Linked DNA regions of Homo sapiens: region 1 is linked to region 2. Evidence: chromatin loops called from intact Hi-C (ENCODE). Cell type or tissue: Calu3. All regions are shown on one strand. Links, peaks and the distances in the headings refer to the core of each region. The heading gives the core; the rest is flanking DNA. Region 1 overlaps LOC101927281 (a long non-coding RNA gene). Region 2 overlaps LOC101927358 (a long non-coding RNA gene).

Evidence for each region. Hi-C counts contacts between places; a loop is a spot of excess contacts. Peaks named below come from ENCODE experiments on the same cell type or tissue, not always from the same donor. Only the 100,000 strongest peaks of a DNase experiment are listed, where the experiment ranks them.
Region 1: a loop joins it to region 2, with 4 times the contacts of the local background. A loop is called at or near these places in 3 of 110 quality-filtered maps.

Annotation. Positions count from the first base shown.
Region 1 is chr9:73,263,863-73,266,791 of GRCh38, reverse strand. The region is part of intron 1 of LOC101927281 (a long non-coding RNA gene); the gene reads right to left. Among named protein-coding and RNA genes, the nearest start is that of ANXA1, 110 kb to the right of the region's middle. In Calu3, for the core only: no CTCF peak of the experiment used is centred there; no DNase peak of the experiment used is centred there.
Region 2 is chr9:74,378,499-74,381,427 of GRCh38, reverse strand. All of the region lies in intron 2 of LOC101927358 (a long non-coding RNA gene), which reads right to left. Among named protein-coding and RNA genes, the nearest start is that of RORB, 120 kb to the left of the region's middle. In Calu3, for the core only: no CTCF peak of the experiment used is centred there; a DNase peak (open chromatin) is centred at 1,537.

The sequences.
Region 1 (2,929 bases), core at 266-2,765, 1.1 Mb after region 2:
TTTTGGAAGGAACACATTCAAACCATAGCATTCTGCCTCTGGCCCCCTGAAATCCATGCTGTTCTCACATACAAAATACAATTATCCAATCTCAATTGTCCCAAAAGTCCTAACTTTCTCTACCACCAACTTAAAAGTCAAAAGTCTCATTTGAGACTTAAGGTAAGTTCCTTCAAGCTGTAAGAATGCAAAACCAGAAATCAAGTTATCTACTTCCAAGTTACAATGGATAGACATTGGGCAAACATTCCCATTCCAAAAGGGAAAATGGGCAAAAAAAAAAAAAGGAGTGCCCAGCACAAAGCAAGTTCAGAACCTAGCAGGTCAGACATTAAATCTTAAAGCTCCAAAATGTTCCATATGCCACCTCCTGGATACACTGGGTTGGAAGTTGGCCCACCAAGGCCTCAGGTAGCTTCACCTCTATGGCTTTGCTGAGTGCAGCTCGCGTGGCTGTTCGCTGGTTAGAGTCCAGTGCCTGTAGCTTTCTCAGGTAGGCATTGCATGTTTCTCGTGCTGTAACCATTCTGGGGTCCAGAGGGTGGGAACCCCACTCCCACAGCTCCATTAGGCACTCCAGTGACTATTCTCTGTGGCAGCTCCGCCTCTGAGGCAGGTTTCTGCCTGGGCTCCCAGGCAGTTTTGTACATCCTTTGATAAAGGTTGCCATGCCTCCATGACTCTTGCATTATATAGGCCTGATGAATCAGCACCATGTGGATGTGGACACTCCACAGGCCTACCACCTGCATCCTCTGAAGGAGCAACTCAAGCCACACCTGCGGCTCCTTGAGCTATGGCTGAAGTGACCAGAGTACCAAAATGCAGGAGTCACGTTCCCAAGGCAACTCTAAACAGTGAGCTGGTGGAGATTACCGCAAGCCTGTCTCTGGAAACCATTCTACCCTCTGAGGCCTGTGGGCCTTTTTCACTACGTCCTGATGCACACAGCACTGACTCTCTTTTGTTCATGCTCTCTTTTGTTCTCTTTATCAAGGGGTCCTTGGGCAGCGACACCCTTAGCACTCTCTCCCAAATACAGCTTTTTGCTGTTTACGTAGTCAGGCTGCAATTTTTCCAAAATTTTCCACTCTGCTTCCCTTTAATTATAAATTCTGTCTTTAAATTATTCTTTTGCTCTCAAATCTCAGCACAAGTGGCCAAAAGTAACTATGCAACTCCTTCTATATTTTGCTGAGAAATTTATTCTGCCAAAAATCCTAGTTCATCACTCTTAAGTCCTGCCTTCCATAAAGCCCTAGAGCACGGACACAATGCAACCAAGTTTTTTGTACATGTATAACAAGTGTACTTTTGCACAACAACTTCCCAATAAGCTACTCCTCATTTTTTATCTGAGTCCTCATCAGCATGGCCTTTAGTCACCAAATTTCTATGTGCATTTGGTCATGACTATGTAATCAATCTCTAAAAAGTTCCAAACTTTCCCTAGTCTTCTCATCTCCTGCGCCCTCACCATAATGCTCTTCACAAGGTGGCAGGAAGGGGAAATGCCCAGGAAAGGGGGGAAGAGCCCCTTATAAAACCTTTGATGCTCTGTGCACAGCAGTACAGGCCTTTTCTGACCTGTTCCTCCAAGTTCTTCAAGCCACTACCCATTACCCAGTTCCAAAGCCACTTTCACATTTCCAGCTATCTGTATAGCAACACCTCATACCTCAGTACCAGTTTTCCATCTTAGTTTGTTTAGTGTTGTGATAACGGAACACCTAAGTCTGAGTAATTTATTTAAAAAAAAATGTATTCGATTTCTGATTCTGGGAGCTGGAAAGCCAAAGATCGGGCAGCGCATCTGGTGAGGGTCTTGTCCTTCAATTCATGGTGGAAAGCAGAAGGGCAAGTGGGCACATGCAAAGAGACACATACAAGAGGTTGGACTTGCTTGTAACAACCCACTCTACTGGAAACCAATCCATTCCTGCATGAGTGAGAGCTTACTCACTCCCACGAAAGAGCATTAATTAATTCATAAGGGATTTTCCCCCATGACCCAAACACCTCCCACTAGGTTCTATCTCCAACACTGCCATACTGGGATTCAAATTTCAACCTGAATTTCAGAGGAGACACACTCAAACCACAGCAGATGATAGATAGATAGATAGATAGATAGATAGATAGATAGATAGATAGATAGATAGGATGGATAGACAGACAGACAGACAGACAGACAGACAGACAGACAGACAGATAGATAGATAGACAAAAATGCAAAAATTCTTTAAAGTGAATAGTAGGTATTTTGTAATCAAAACTTTTCTGGGCCATTTTCAAAACACATCCTCTTGCTTCCTGCCAAATCACTCAGAGCTTCTTCCCACTACTTTCCTCATCACCCACAGGAACTCCAAATTCTTCTTTGCCTTTTTGCAGAAAAAATATGGCAATTACTCCAAACTCAGCAGAGTCTATCTTTACAAATTGTTCCTTATCATAGATTCTCAAAAGAATAAAAGAGCCTTTATTTTACAATGAACCACTAGCTTTATAAGGCAGCCATGGTTTTAGATAGCAATATTTATTTTTGTCAATTATATATAAAGTGTTCACCACAGTGTGTAACATTCACTAATTTCTTAGTAAGTGGTAGACATAAATTGATAATAATTTAGCAAGATAATCAAATTATGTAAGAATTATTATGATGATAATAGTAACATATACCTAATCAAATGGACATAAAATTTATATTGTACATTATGTCATAGGCTTATTATTTTAATTTTATTCACCACACAACTAATTCATTTAGCTTAAATAGTGTTTTTAATGACTTAGGATATTAATATAGCACTTTAGTTATGCAGTTAAACATCTTCATTCCAAAAGTGATACATAAACTGAGAGTGATTACTTGCTAGACACAGTACAATAATAGCCCTTCAAAATTATCGATAGGATAAACATT
Region 2 (2,929 bases), core at 317-2,816:
TCATTCTTTAAGACTCAACTTAAAGGCCATCTCCTTTGTCAGACCTTCCCTGACACATGTAAGCAAGAAGTCACACTCCTTCCTCCTTCCCCCAGATCAACTTTAACATTTGAGTTACATCTCCTTGGGTGTCAGGGTCTGAAATTAAGGCATAAAGTGGAAATCACAAATAGTTATATCACCCTTGAAAATACCTTAAATAGCCCATCAAATAGAACATGTTAAGTCTACATTGATGCCACATTGAGACTGACATACTATTGCTCCGTGAGTCCTACATAGAGCATGCTTCCCTCAGATATTGGGACCAGTTTGCGCTTTCATGAATTAAGCACACGTAAAGCAGTTGGATTATGTGTAGTTTATGTTTCGTGGTTATATATAATAAAGACACATAGTGTCTTTAAAACTAGACACGTACTCAGTGCTCCACACTGAGAGGTACATGCATGAGGAGCTAAGGCTGAGAACCACTGACCGCCATCTTCTGTCACACGCATGCGGTAGGGTGTATGCTCACTGAAAGGAACAGTGTGGGGAATTAGCTGCACATTTAAACTGTTTCTTTCTGTTTTCTCTCCCTCTCTCTTGTGCCATACTCAGGAGTTTAGTACAAACACAACAAATGATTATACTCTATGGTGCATAACTTAATTCTAGTCTATTAACCTAGCTAGGACACTCACATTGTGATACAAATTTTCGTTTGATGCTCAGGAATCCCCAGGCCATCAGAGTAGAAAGCTCCATGAATACAGACCTATATTTTTATATCTATTTCCTTTCCTCATACATTATTAGGACTTTAGTGGTCATTTCATGAATCAGTTGATAGAAGGCAAAGGACAAGGCATTGAAATTTCCTTCAGCTTTCACTGGGAACTTTCAGTATGATGAGAGGGAAATTTAACATGTCTGGTCATTTGTGACAAGGTTCTGCATAGGAATAAAAATAGTCTATTTGATAGGCTTGTGAAAGATAATATAGGACAGATAAAATACCGCATAAATGCTAAATAATAAAGTGACAAGCACAGTATGTCAGGGGACGCATAGTAATGCAACTATGTCTGTAAAACATTTACTGTATTTTGTCTCTGAAATGTACAACAACAACAACCCACCAAATGGCGGCATCTGTGCTTATTTCCTCCCTGGTCCTCGATATTTGGAATCCTTTCAATGTTCAATGCCCAAAAATGCAATAAATATTTTTACTTTGGTACATCTATATTTTAACACTGGAGTTGGTACCAGCCAGGATTGTGGGGTTACTCACATCATGTGACTCTCCTCCCACCATTCAATGTGTTTACAAGTGAAAACTGATAAAATGAGCATCGAAGGCAGCCTGGGAGGGAGAATGAATGGGAGAAGGCATTGCAGAATGCATACTGAGGGCTAAGTGTGGAAGGCCCAAGAAGGGGGTGGGTACTGTTTATAGGCAATCTTATTAGAAGTGGTGGGAGGAGCAGAAAGTGGGAGAGTAGGTATGTACAAGCTCTGATCTCTTTGAGCACCAGGTGGCACTACTGCCTTCTCTCTTGGCTGCTGCCTACCTGTGTCAGGGGAATTCCAGAAACAGATTTTGTAGGAAAGGCTAGAAGATTAAGAACCTATATGGGTCAAGAGAGAAATGGGTAGACAATACAGAGATCAGAATGTTTCTTATTGATCAAATCCTAGGAATGACTGTAATCACGGCACTCTGCCAATTTTTAGCATTTCACCAGCCATCAAGGGACATGATTTGATATTGTTAAACAAATTTATGAATAAGAGACATTGTTTAGCTTAGGGTATTACTAGCTAGTAAATGTATTAGTAAGTTGCCAAGTTCCTAGAGGCAGAGAAATGTGTAGGAAACCAACCAACCAACCAGCCAAACTAAACCAAAACAAAATCAATCACTACAAGTTACTTAACACATATGTAACAGTAGATTGGAGGGTATGTATCTGCTTGTTGTATCAAGAAGATTCCTTCTCTTAGGCAGTAGGTGGTTTTTTGAGTAGTCAGTTTCTGTGAATGGGATAACTGATCTAATTCCCCTTTTCTTACTTGCTATTAGTAAGTTTAGAAGTAAATATGGGAGCCATTTGTAGCCGGTATAACATTTTGCAAGATTGTAAACACATTTTAGCCGCATCCCCAGGCTTTACCTTTCATCTTGCTTCTACATCTCACACAATATTTTACATTATATTTCACTTTCACTTTTAATTTGTTATATTGTATATGTTTATATGCTCTGGAAAGAGCATATCCTAAGTTTATATGCTTATATCCTAAGTTTACATGCTCCGGAAAGCTCCTCTAAATACTTTCTGAAATAAGGAAAGGAAGACATATAATTAATTATGTAATTATAACAAATTTCCATTGGATGTACATTGCTAAATACCAAGAATCAATAGAATTGCTCCTTCCCTCAAGAAGTTTACAACCAAATAATGGACTTACTAGAAAATGTGCACTAAATAAAAATTTTTTTCTTAAAAATATAAGTTTTTGGAGTAGAGATATCTAAGAGTAAACACAAGGGAAAAAGGGATACTTGATTCCATGATTAACTTCGTATTTCTACTGTTGGCTTTGCATGGCCTCAGGCAAGATGTGTAACTGTCTCCGGCATCAATTTTTCAATAGTAAAAGGCAGATTCACCTCGGGACAAACACTTGGATAGGCTACAGTGATGAAAGGCATGGTGTGCTGTAACATTTGACTATTGCTATGTAACATTTGATTATAATCTCACTCTCAGCAAAACTAGTAGGAGAAAAGATCAATTTAAGTCACATACTAAAAGGAAAAAAATGTGTTTTGACTGAAATTCAGCACATTTTCTATAGGAAAGTGCCACACTATAGAGGCTATGGGTATAGTAGATGCTGTTTTTATTTTTAAGCTTCTATTTACAACAGTTTG